Regions from separate parts of the Homo sapiens genome. Here region 1 is linked to region 2. A link is a loop called in an ENCODE intact Hi-C map of the cell type or tissue named here. Cell type or tissue: GM12878. All regions are shown on one strand. Links, peaks and the distances in the headings refer to the core of each region. The heading gives the core; the rest is flanking DNA.

Region 1 (6,300 bases), core at 1,500-3,999, 210 kb after region 2:
GTAGTGTATTATTTCGTTCTCACACTGCTGTAAAGGACTGCCTGAGACTGGGTAATTTATAAAGGAAAGAGGTTTAAATGACTCACAGTTCTGTATGGCTGGGGAGGCCTCAGGAAACTTACAGTGGTCGTGGAAGGGGAAGCAAACACGTCCTTCTCCACAAGATGGCAGGAAGAAGTGCTGAGCAAAAGCAGGGAAAGCCCCTTATGAAACCATCACATCTTGTGAGAAGTCACTCACTGTCATGAGAACAGCAGCATGGGGTGACCTCTCCCATGATTCAGTTACCTCCCACCAGGTCCCTCCCATGACACATGTGGATTATGGAAACTACAATTCAAGATGACATTTGGGTTGGGACACAGCCAAACCATATCAGAAGAATGCCCCTCCAAAGATGTCCACGTCCCAATCCCTCAAACCTGTGACTATGTTACCTTAGATGGCAAAGGGAACTTTGTAGATGTGAGTAAGTTAAGGATGTTGAGATGGGAACATGATTCCAGATTATCTGGATGGCTTGATGTAATTACAGTGGTCCTTATAAGAGGGAGGCAGGGGTGTCAGACTGAAGGGACAAGAGGTGATAAAATAAACAGAGGTCATAGTGATGAAGGGCCATGAGCCAAGGAATATGGGCAGCCTCTAGAAGCTGGAAAAGACAAATAAGTGGATTCTCTCCTAGAACCTCCGGAGAGGAACACAGTCCCATTCTGGATTTCTGACCTGCAGAACAGTGAGATAAATTCACGTTGTTTCAAGCCACTAAGAAGGTGATGATTTGTTATAATGGCAACAGAAAACTCATACAGTCCGTTTCTCTGAATTATCAGTTTCTTCCATGAGGCTGAGAGCAAAGTTGAAAGCAAGAGCTGTGCCGCATTTGTATCTGTGACTGCAGATCTTGTAGGCTTGGCTCATAGTAGACGTTCAGTTAACATGCATGAGCCCACACGACCCTTAAAGGGAAGATGACTGTCCCTGAAGCCACATCCTGCTTCCTTCATCACCATTGTGTAGAATCGACCCTTAGTGTTTGGGAAAGGAGCCAGAGAACAGAGATTACACTCAACCCAGTCCTACCTCTATGTCATAATTTTGGCTGCAAATCACTGAATATTTCCCAATATGCCAGGAACAGAGCAAAGTTATTTCTCTGACTTAATTTAATCCTCACAAAACCACTATGTATGGTAGGTTTACTATGATTCCTATTTTTCAGTGTGAGAATGAGGCTTGGAGAGAAAAAGAGTAAGTAAAATGAAATAAAACCTTGCAGTTCCACCTGACTCTGAAGTCCTTGCTTCTAACCCCTGTGCTGTGCTCATCCTCTTTGAACTTCTGTTCCTAACCTGGTATTACAGAGATTAACACCCATCTGAAAGAGTGTGAGAGAACACATTTATTCATTCATTAGTTCAAGAAGTTCTACGGGGTATCAGCCTGATTCCAGACACCGGCACTGGGGAATATAGCGGCGAACAAAGTGAGCCCCTGTCCTGAGGAAGTGAGAAGAGAGACATCCTATGCAAATAACAAATGTATCATATAAAATAGCATCAGCTAAAGGCTATGAAGAACATTTTTAACTAAATAAAATAATGTTATAGAAGTTAACCTTCTGCCCAACACATAGTAGGTGCATGAAAAAATGTTTGCTGAGTTTCTGAATGGGCATAAGGGATACTGAATAGATTCCCTCACTCTGAAACATCTACTGTCCCCTGGTGCCAGGCCAGGTGGGCTGGGGGTGGACATCCAATGGGACCCTTGTCCTTAGAAGCAGATACTGAGCCAGAATCTTTGGTGTGATGACAGTACTGCACCAATGGCAATTAACTTATGCCTAACCCCACAAAGCCAGAGACAACACTGTTAATAACACTGCCTTCCTCTTCCCAGGGCTCTTCTCCGTGATTCAGCCTCTCATCCTCCAGTCTGTCTCAGCAGTGATTTTTGATCCCCAAACCAAGCCAAATCCATTTTATTTTTCATTATTCAAGGAAAAGCCACTGATATGGTTTGGGTTTGTGCCCACCCAAATCTCAGCTTGAATTGAAATCCCCATGATCCCCACATGTTGTGAGAGGGGCCCAGTGGGAGGTAATTGAATCATGAGGGTGGTTGCCCCATGCTGTTCTCATGATAGTGAGTGAGTGAGTCCCATGAGATCTGATGGTTTTACGTGTCTGGTATTTCCCCTGCTTGCCCTCACTCCGTCCTGCTGCCCTGTGAGGAAGGTACCTGCTTCCCCTTTACCTTCCGCCGTGATTGTCAGTTTCCTGAGGTCTCCCCAGCAATGCAGAACTGCGAGTCCATTAAACCTCTTTCCTTTATAAATTACCCAGTCTTCGACATTTCCTTATACCAATGTGAGAATGGACTAACACAACCACAAATTCACATATCTACACAACCAGGCACTGTGAAGGAGGTCAGAGGTAGAGGGCCTCAGAGAGGTGAGAACAGTGGCAAACTTATTTCTTCCCCAAGAGAAGTCAGTAGATTGTTTTCCTACGTGTCCAGCCTTTTTAAATGTTGGCAATTTGAAGCATCAGCCACAACAACTTGCCCCATGCAGGGTAATACTTAGGGGCCCAAAGTGCCTCCCTGTACTTGCCCCAGGAGCACCCAATACGTGGTAGATTATAGTGATGATGGTAGTAACAACAGTAATAATCACTGCAGTGATACAAAGCGTGTAAACCTGCCCGCAGGGTTTTAAGCCTTTCACAGTCTATGAGTTGCAGGTGTGCCCTCTCGTGGTTATAATTGTCCCTATTTTCAAGATGAGGAGACAGAGCTGCAGAGGGGTTAAGTCAGCTTCCTTAAAGCTTCACAGACAGGAGCAGCTGGTCTGGATTCGAATCCTGGTGGTTGGCTTCCTCGCCCAAGTCTCTAACCTGGGCATCCTCCTGCCTCTCAGAGAGAGGCTAAGTAGAGGTGCACTGATGGCTGCATGAAGTCTGAGAGAGCCAACTCGACTTGACACAGATGCTCAGGCTAGCCCTGACTGCTGGGTCAAGGTCAAGGATCTCCAGGGATGAAAGTCTCTGGTCCCTGGCGTATGCGACCTCCAGTCTCCTTATCAGGCATGCCGGGGACTGTTCAAGCCCCTATCGACTTTGCTTAATGCCTCACCCATTAGTTTTATTCAGAGCCCTTTATGTGTTTGAAAATATTCCTCTTCATTATTCATATTGTGCCACAAGAATGATATATTTGAAGAAATCATCATGAATAAAGTGGCCAATTTAGCAGTGAGATTTACTAGGAAAATACTCAGTAAAAAATAGTCAGCCACCACAGTTTCTGGGAGAGAAAAAAAATGCTGTTTGGGCCTTCGTAGTTATGGAACAATGCTCATAGCTGCGGGATCCTATTCAATAATGTTTCCTATAGCAATTCTCAGACAAAGAAAGAAAAAATTATTTTTAATAATGATAAAAGGGGAAAGAAAGTGGCTTCAATTCTAATCAAACCTCTCGTTACAGAAAAAAGAAATTATCCTCTTTCCCCCTATCGTTCTAAAATAGTTTGGGGGAGGGTAAACATGTGTGTACATTAAAAATAGAATTGCTAATAATCTTGCAAGTAAATGTTCTGGGTTTGGGAGGCCAGATGGCAGGGCAGTAAGAGCTAGAGTCAGAAGCTCGTCTCTACTCAACTCTCATTAGTTCTGCAGTCCAGGAGAAGGGTAGTTAGTTGGCATGACTGAGCCTCCACCTCATCGTCCTTAAAATGGGGTTAATTTTGTACCTAACAGAGAGGACCAGTGTCTCAAAATTCATGTTCTCCCTTTCTTTCAGTTGCATTGGCACTGGGAAGGTGCTGGTAAACCAGCTCACTGAAAACAAACAAAACAAAAACCTTGATGTGTAGCCTTTGTTAAATGCTGTGGTGTAAATACTCTCACCGTGGCTGGTGTTTAGCTTCCCACGACATCCTTGGACGTGGCGCTGGACAGAAATGCACAGAGTCGGCTCTTGATCCCTGGCAGGGAGCAGTGCCTATGCAGGACTAAAGGAGCTGCCCAACCCCAGTCCATGTTTCCCAGCACCCTTCTGCCCAGGTTTCAAGGTGTGGTCATTGATTTTCCTCACTGATCTTTGTTAATTTCAGTGCAAGCTTTTAGAAAACGCGGTTGCCTCTTCCCTGCCCACTCTCACCTTTCTGATGGAGCCACGCAAGGGGAGAAGCCTGAGTCCCTGAATCACTGTATGGAGGAAGCTGTCCCTGGGCACAGACACCCACATGAAACTCTTAGGTGATTTGAAAATATCCTTTTGGGGTCTTTTCTAGCATTACTCTAATGAATGAACCAGCATATGGGATGTTAATAAGAGTGCTTATCTCATAGGATTCTTTGAAAAGCACTTAGCTCAGTGCCAGGCACCCAGGGACACTAAATGTCCTCCCTATTATAGAAGTGCAACAGAAATAGAATAATTAGACTTCTACATTATTATACAGAGAGAAACCTTCTACGTTCCTCAAATACAGATACACTACCGTTAGGGGATACCTATTTATTCATTAAGCACACTTATTGAACATCTACTATTTGTAAACTTATATAAGTCATCTTTTCCTTCGACGAGGCACCTGAACTCCACTGGGGAGAGAAGCCATGTACGTCAGTGGCTATCTGTGTATAAGGCAGAATGGGATGAGTGCCCAGTGAAATCTATAGTGAGCACTGAGTAGTTTCCAGGCACAGGGTAAGCACGGACACCTTGCATAAGTACTTACACTAAGGGCAGGTTTTATTATTATCCCCATTTTACAGATAAAGAAACTGAGTCTCGGAAAAGTCAGAACTGGGATTTGAACCAAGGCAACCTGACTCCAGATCCCACACTCCTACGCAGTGCATGGAACCACTCCCTGCAGTAGTTCAAGGAAAGTGCAGGGGTTACCAACAGACGGGGCTTTTGAGAAGGTCCCTGAAGGAGAGGTGGGCCAGGTCATGTGAAGCCAAGGGCAGAGCTGGTCCAGGCCACCGGAATTTGGAAAGAAAGTGGGTTCCTGAATATGGCGGGCCCCACATGCCTGGTTAAAGAGTTTGGGCTTAGCTCCAAAAATCAAAAAACTTGAAAATAAATTCAAAAACCAGACAGGGCTTGGATTATTCGGCTTCTTCCCTGCAAATGACTACCTGGCTTTAACTCCAAGTCGGAGCTATTTCACTCATTAGCTCAGATTCCATACACTAGCAGTTTCTCTCCAGAACTCAGATTTATTTAAGTTCACCATTAAAATGCAAGCTGGAATCTACTCTAACATCTCCATAGCAATGAATGTCCTAAAAACCAGCGCCAACTTTAATGATTAAATTATCTTTATTTTATTTTCGATTCTTATATCTCGACATTTCCCCAAACTTTATTAGACTTTCACTAATTCAATTATACTTTGCCAAACACCAGGGAGGAGACATGCTCCCCAAAGAGATCTATTCCAGCTGTGAAATATACATAGTGCGGACATCTCTTCAAACACCATCATTTTAACAATGTTTATGGGGCCTCTTATTGCAATTGTTTTAAGTCACAATTTATAATCCTGAATTAGAGAGAAAAAACTCTTCAACCCAAGGCAGTTCTATGTTAAGGATCTTATTGCAAGGAGTGGTAGAGGGCATCATTATAAGGGAAAGTTGTGTGTGTGTGTGTGTGTGTGTGTGTGTGTGTGTGTGTGTGTGTGTTTTTAATGTTCTTCAAGACATTTAACAGGAATTAGTGCTATTTTGACTGTGGTCATTGAATGGGGAACAACTTTAGGGCGTACAAATCATGGAGTGAGCCTAATGTTATAATTAACATAAAGAGTAGATTATAAAAAATAAAAGACACCGATGAGGCTGTGCCAAGTATCAGTTAGCAATGACTTTTCCATTCCTCAGAGAGTTTTCACCCATTCCCAACCTAGGCAAGGCCAGAAGCCAGCCTTTCTCTGTAGAATCATAAGGAGGAGGCCACCCAGAGGAGTACAGAAACATGTGGAAAGTTTTTTTAAGTTGGTTTATTCACCTGCTCAAAACTTTCAGGTTGACCTGACCAGGCCATGTCCCATTCACTCCTTCTGCGAGCAGGGTAGATATTACCTCCTCCAGGAAGCCTTCCATGCACCCTAGCACAGGGACGAGCCTGTCTTCTCAGTGTTCCCAGCATTTATCCCTGCAGTGCACCCTGGCTGGGATGATTCTGGAGTACATACTTCCCATGATTGGTGGTAGCCATCTCCTGAGCTGTCTGGCTTTCCTCTTCACCACTGACCAGGGCCTCATCAGGGGTAAGT
Region 2 (6,300 bases), core at 1,899-4,398:
AACTCTTGAGCCAGGAGATGAATCAAGCCATCGGTGACTTTAAGAGACAAACAGAGGTCAACAGCTAAGGGAGTTGAGAAAATGGAGGTGCCAAGCAATTGAAGATAGATAGTCCAGGTTCTAGATCTAATGATTCTGGGATCCTGGCAGTGCTTTTCACCCTGTGGGTACGGTGAGATTTTCTTGAGCTGGGATCCTGAAAAGAGCCAGCCATTAATCCCATATAAAAATAAGGTCTGTCCAAAACCATTACAAAGGTATTTGAAAACTCAAGACATCAGGGGGGAAAACAGGCCTGAAATCCACCAATAATCTGAGATTTTGTAGCTTGTCCAGGTTGGAAGTGACCCTCTGGCTCACCTATGAGTCTTGGATATACAAATGATGCCACACATATACTCTACATAACATATGTCCCCGAGGAATGTACAAGACTGTATATTTCATGGAGTCAAGACCCCACTGCTATGCTAATTGTAGTATTTGTGCATAACTTTCCATATCTGTCTTCATGCTTCCCAAATTGCCCATTTATAACTCTTAATGCAAATGCCATTTTTAAAATCAATTCTTTCCTCTGTTAATTTAAAGACTTCAACAAATGTCAAGACAATACAGGCAATTCCAACCAAACAGCAGTTGGCAAGAGCCAAGATTTATGCTCTGTTTATATCATATTGAAATGCAACAATACCAGAAAGGAAAAAGAAAAAAGAACAAGCAAGAGACAAATCCACAAGGCTTTAGTGAATCATTTTGTCATCAAACAATACATTGAGACAGGGATCAGGACAAAATTTCGAGCTTAAACTTGTACTTCTCCACCGAGTACAACCAGGGTACCATGTGGTATAGCAGAGAGACAATCTAGAATCCTTACATATAGTGTTATTCATTCATTGAACTCTTATAAAATTTGATTGAGCACTTTCTGAGTATCAGATTCTGCTGGGTGCTTGAGATTCCTAAGTAAATGACACCATTGTCCATTGGGGGAACAGCATCCAGTAGGGTGCTTAAGACCACTAGATTCTAGCTGTGTTGCCACCATGCTTGGAAAAGGTTGACAGAAGTAACCCATTCAACACACTTCTTGGAGCCAAAGGAGCACTTTTTTTTTTTTTTTTTTTTTTGAGGTGGAGTCTTGCTCTGTCGCCCAGGCTGGAGCGCAGTGGCACAATCTCTGCTCACTGCAACTTCCGCCTCCCAAGTTCAAGCTATTCTTCTACCTCAGCCTCCCAGGTAGCTAGGACTACAGGCATGCGCCACTATGCCCGGCTAATTTTTTTTTTTTTTTTTTGTATTTTTAGTACAGATGGGGTTTCACCATGCTGGCCAGGCTGACCTCAAACTCCTGACCTCAAGTAATCTGCCCGCCTTAGCCTCCCAAAGTGCTGGGATTACAGACATGAGCCACTGCACCCGGCCTGGAGCACTTTCAGTAGTTACTACATTTGTTTAAGGTAAAGTATGGATGCGAGGAACTAGACCCAAAATTACAGTGACCTAAGCAATCAGAGCTTTTTTTCTCTCACCTACGTGGAGGCAGGCAGGCCAGGATTGGGATGGTGCCCTATGGAGTCAGTCTCCTTCTATGTTGCTATACTCTGTATATGCCTCCATTTCCAAGGTGGCTGGTCCTGTGCTAGTGGAAGAGAAAATCGGAGTGTTTTCCAGGAATTTTACAGGCCACTTTCACTTTTATCAGGCTGGACCCATAGCACATGGCTTTGCATAGCTACACAGGACTGTGGGAAAATGCACAGTATTAAGGTTACCCTTGCGTCAGCCAGAATTCTGTAACTATGGAAGAGGAGGCATGGATATTGGGGGTATTCACAGCCTACACAGGTCTCTTCCGTCCTTCATCACTGGATAACTGGACTCAGTTTACCCATCTTGAATCTTCCTTTTCTTATCCATAAAACAGTAGGTCCAAGTAGATGGATTCAAGGGCACCTCTCACTCCCAAAAACTATGAAGTGAAAGAACACACCCATGAAAATAAATGAATAACATCTTGGGATTGTTTAAAGTATACAAAATGAACACCACTTTACCGCTTGTTAAAAACACAGAGCACTCATCCATGCCAGTGAATATTATTAGTTCTTGGTCATTGGAATCAAAATTTCCCTGACCGCACCGTCTTTGCAGCATTTTGACTGAAGTTTTCCCTGGTTCATTCATTTTCGGTACTGGCTTTATCACCTTAAGTGACAGAAGCATTTTGTGCCTTTCTGTGTCTTTCTTGAATTTCAAAACTGTTCTCATCAAAAGTTGGCATTGCCTTTTTCCAGGGAAACCCAGCCGAACCAGAGAATAACCTAATCAGCAGGTTTCAGAGGAAATTAAAGTCGGATCACTGCCTACCGCACCCCATCCAGCTGCAACGAGACATGCCTTATCAATGTTTCTTTTTTAATGTTCAGACATGTTACGTTAAGCCAGCTTATGCAGGGAAAGAATTTACTGATTAGTTCCTGATTTGCTCCATAATTGGTTATGGCAATGGCTTCCACTATGCTAGCTAAATAAAAAATAATTTTTAAAAAAAGCTTACAGGTAATTTGTTGCAAGGCATTTGACAAAGGTACAGGTCCCATCACACAAGAATCATAGTTAAACTTAATGATGACTCCATCTAAAGTTTTTATTTATAGCTAATGCAAACGTTTAAAAAATGTACAGACATTAATTATTAGCAGGGTTTTTTTAAGCCGAAAGTAAGAGTTGAATAAACGTACTTTAAGACACTTAAAGCAGAGGCATTCTTTATAAAATGACTAGCTAAAGAGTCCCTTGGGTTGCCTTTTAACGGCTTTCAAAGCTCTAATAGCACTTTTTCCACCAAAGACACACCCCTTGAATCCTCTGAGAGATACAATAGCATAATTGTTCTTTTAGGTTTCAAGGCCTTGACATATCTGTCAGGGAAAGAATAGTGAATAATAATACCAGAACTATTTTATGCAAATTCCACTTAGAGGTTTCAAGATTTCCCTGAGACGGATCTTGCCCTCTTGTTGACACTTGCATTGTCACATCAGCTTTACATAAGAAAGTGGTGAGAGTTTGCCTTTTGTTAAATAATTCTCATTTTAAAAAAATCTTTAGATAAAGTTAAAAAACAAATACAAAAACAATGAGATGGAAACATCAATTTGGAGATGTATCAAAGGGAAAAACAGTATTCACTGGAATGATTTTTGCCCCCTGCAGCTAATCACTTTGCCAATGAAATTCTTTTTTAACTTAAACCATGATGGCATAAAAGGGATGTTTATGAAGATGCAATCTATGCAAACACACATGTTACATGACCCAGCACACAGGCCACATGGATGTATTTTCCAAAGGCCCGAGTTCTTCATTCACCTTCCTCCCGATGAAAGGTGCTTACAGCAATCACATCTCTACAGCACATCGATTAATACAGTTAATCCAAAAAGCAACCCATTAGTCTTGGAAGCAGATCACAGGGTCAAATAGCAAAAAGAAAATACATAATGTTAGTGCTAAAAGACACCTGTGAGCTCATCAACGCCTACAGCCCTCCAGCAATTGAGAAAATCCTTATTAGGCTATCAAAATACAAATCACAAATAAGGTTCATTTCCTCCAAAACAAAGGACAAGAAAACTCCACTCATGTAGAAAGGAGTCCAAATGATTAGCAACTTGGCTGCCCATGAAGAGAGATCATCCCACATTATACATTCATTCACCCATGCATTCATTGACTCATTTATGCTTCAAATCTTTACTGGCCACCCTCTATGGTGCTAGATCTACAATTGGGTTCTGGAAATTCAAACATGTATTAGACATATTCCCTGTTCTCCAGGACTCATAATCCAGTGAGACACATAAATAAATGAATATGTGTCCAAGCCAAGGAATGCCTGGAACCACCAGAAGCTGGAAGACATTGGGGAGGACTCTTCTCCCACAGCATTTGAAGGGAGTGCAGTCTTGTGGGCATCCAGATAGTCTATTAGGTTGGTGCAAAAATAATTATGGTTTTGCCACTACTTTTGCACCAACCTTATAGTCTAGGCTGATCTGAGTGATTCACTGTAGCTAATAGAAGACAACAGATGTGACCATGTGTGACTTCAAGAACAAACAAACATAATAGCAAACACATTGCTTCCACTTTGTTCACTATAGAACAGTCATGCTTGGAGCCCAGAGTGGCCATGTGAGAAGCCTCAATATCCTTAGGCAGCCACGCTGTGAGGAAGCCCAGGCCACATGAAGAGGCTGTGTGTATGTTATCTCATCAACAACCCCAGGTACCAGGGATGTGAATGAAGATGCTACCAGATGATTCCAGACCTGGGCCTTTGAGTCACCACTGCTGCTTGAGTCTCCCTGGCTGAGGCCTCAGAGATCCTGTGCCATGGGAGATTGGCCTAGCTGGTCTCCTTTTCCAAATTCTTAACCAACAGAATGTGTGAACATCATAAAATGGTGGCTGTAAACTGCTAAGTTTAAAGGTCCAATGGGCTGAAAGTGTCCCCCTCAAAATTCATGTATTGAAATTCCAACCCCCAAGGTGTTGGTATTTGAAAGTGGGGCCTTTAGGAAATGATTAGGTCAAGAGCATGGAGCCGCATGAATGAGATCAGTGCCCTGAATAAAGGGACCCTGGAGAGCTCTGTAGCCCTCTTTCCCACATGTGAGACTATAATGAGAAGACGGCAGTCCGCACACCAAAGGAGAGCCCTCACTAGAACTGGCCCATGCTGGCACCTTGATCTTGAATTTCCAGCCTCCACAACTATGAGAAATAAATATCTGTTTTTTATAAGCCACCAGTCCATAGTGTTTTGTCATAGCAGTGCAATCTGACTAATGTGAGGGATGACTTGTACACACCGATAGTAACTGGAACATCGGCAGCAGAGGTTGGGCAGAGGTGTGTCTCTGGCTCTCCTGGGTGAGTCAGCACAGAGTTGCTCACTGCCGCCTCTTGAAAAGGTCACCTCCTCCTACTCTATTCAGCTGAATCTCAAGGCCAAGGTGAGAGAAACACAGTCACATTCCACGAGTGCAAAATAAAGGGCATTGACTCAAAGCAAGCAGTGCCCTGGAGGGCAGCTAAGTATGGTGCAGAGTGGTGATTTCGGTCTCAGAGAGACCTACAGATCTGTATCCAAGTCGCGCCTACATGTGTCTAGTTTCCCTGGCTGTGTGACCTTGGGTATGCAACTCAACTTCTCTGAACTGCAGTTTCCTCATCTGTACAGTGAGGGGGTAATTACTGTCATGACACAATCTAATGCAGGTCTGGGGTCTGGTCTTGTATGTAATTGTCTCTCAATAAATGGTGGCTATTCCCATTCTCAATATTTTTCAGCGTGGCCCATTATACATACACCCTAAACATCTGATGTTGAACATTGCACAGTGGATGTGAGATTCTGTTTCATCCTCACCTGGATGGGAGAAAACCACATTTGAGCCAGGAAGAGGAGAGACCTGCAAGCTCATGTATCAATTTAGTATCTCCCCTGGGGGGACCAAGAGGCTTAATGTTTGTAAAGTACTTTGAGATCCTGAAAGCAAAGACTTTATACAAATGTGAGATAATCATGATAATTAAACCACTGTTATTGAATACAGCGAGGCCTTATTGTTCCCTCATCCTGCAGTGAGCAAACTCCTGGCGGACTCTGTAGCACACTGAAGAGATAATTTGCTAAATCATATACCACTGCCCTGAAAGCCTCACCCACCTACAGCCAGGGACAGGCTCATACCCAACAATACCACTAATAGCAGACCCCTCTTGGTACAGGACTTTATAGTTTACAAAGCAGCTTCAGATAGCTTCTCCCACTCAGTGTCTGCAGGACAAGGAAGGATGGAAATAGGGAAAATTATACCCGCTTGATAGATGGGGAACTTGGAGAACAGATTTGTCTAAGGTCCCACAGCAAGGAAGGTTAGAGAATCTAAAATCTGGAAAACACGTTCCACATTTAGACCAATGCTCCATTTTGCAAATGAGAACACCGAGATTCAAAGAGGTGAAACAACTTGCCCCGGGGCCACGCGAGCCTGCAGGGCACCTTTGTGCAAACTGAAAAAACACACACTCCTGGGCTGACACACACAGTCCAGGTTTTGGCCAAAGGGTGTATTTCAGCCCCACTTGCCTAGCCTGGGGCCCCGTTTGTGATTCAGGAATACTGCTGTGTTTGAACATACAGGTTTTATTCTTATTTATATACGCGGTCAGCAGATCAGGAGATGATTGTTGTTGAAAGGTAGCTTGCTATACTCACAGACC

Evidence for each region. Peaks named below come from ENCODE experiments on the same cell type or tissue, not always from the same donor. Only the 100,000 strongest peaks of a DNase experiment are listed, where the experiment ranks them.
Region 1: a loop joins it to region 2, with 2.6 times the contacts of the local background. A loop is called at or near these places in 1 of 110 quality-filtered maps.

Annotation. Positions count from the first base shown.
Region 1 is chr14:97,173,668-97,179,967 of GRCh38, reverse strand. No RefSeq gene overlaps it. Among named protein-coding and RNA genes, the nearest start is that of LINC02304, 22 kb to the right of the region's middle. RefSeq lists an enhancer at 1-221. In GM12878, for the core only: a CTCF peak has its summit at 2,766 (motif pointing left); a DNase peak (open chromatin) is centred at 2,350.
Region 2 is chr14:97,379,439-97,385,738 of GRCh38, reverse strand. No RefSeq gene overlaps it. Among named protein-coding and RNA genes, the nearest start is that of LINC02325, 76 kb to the left of the region's middle. RefSeq lists an enhancer at 6,272-6,300. In GM12878, for the core only: no CTCF peak of the experiment used is centred there; a DNase peak (open chromatin) is centred at 2,929; H3K27ac peaks cover 1,196 bases.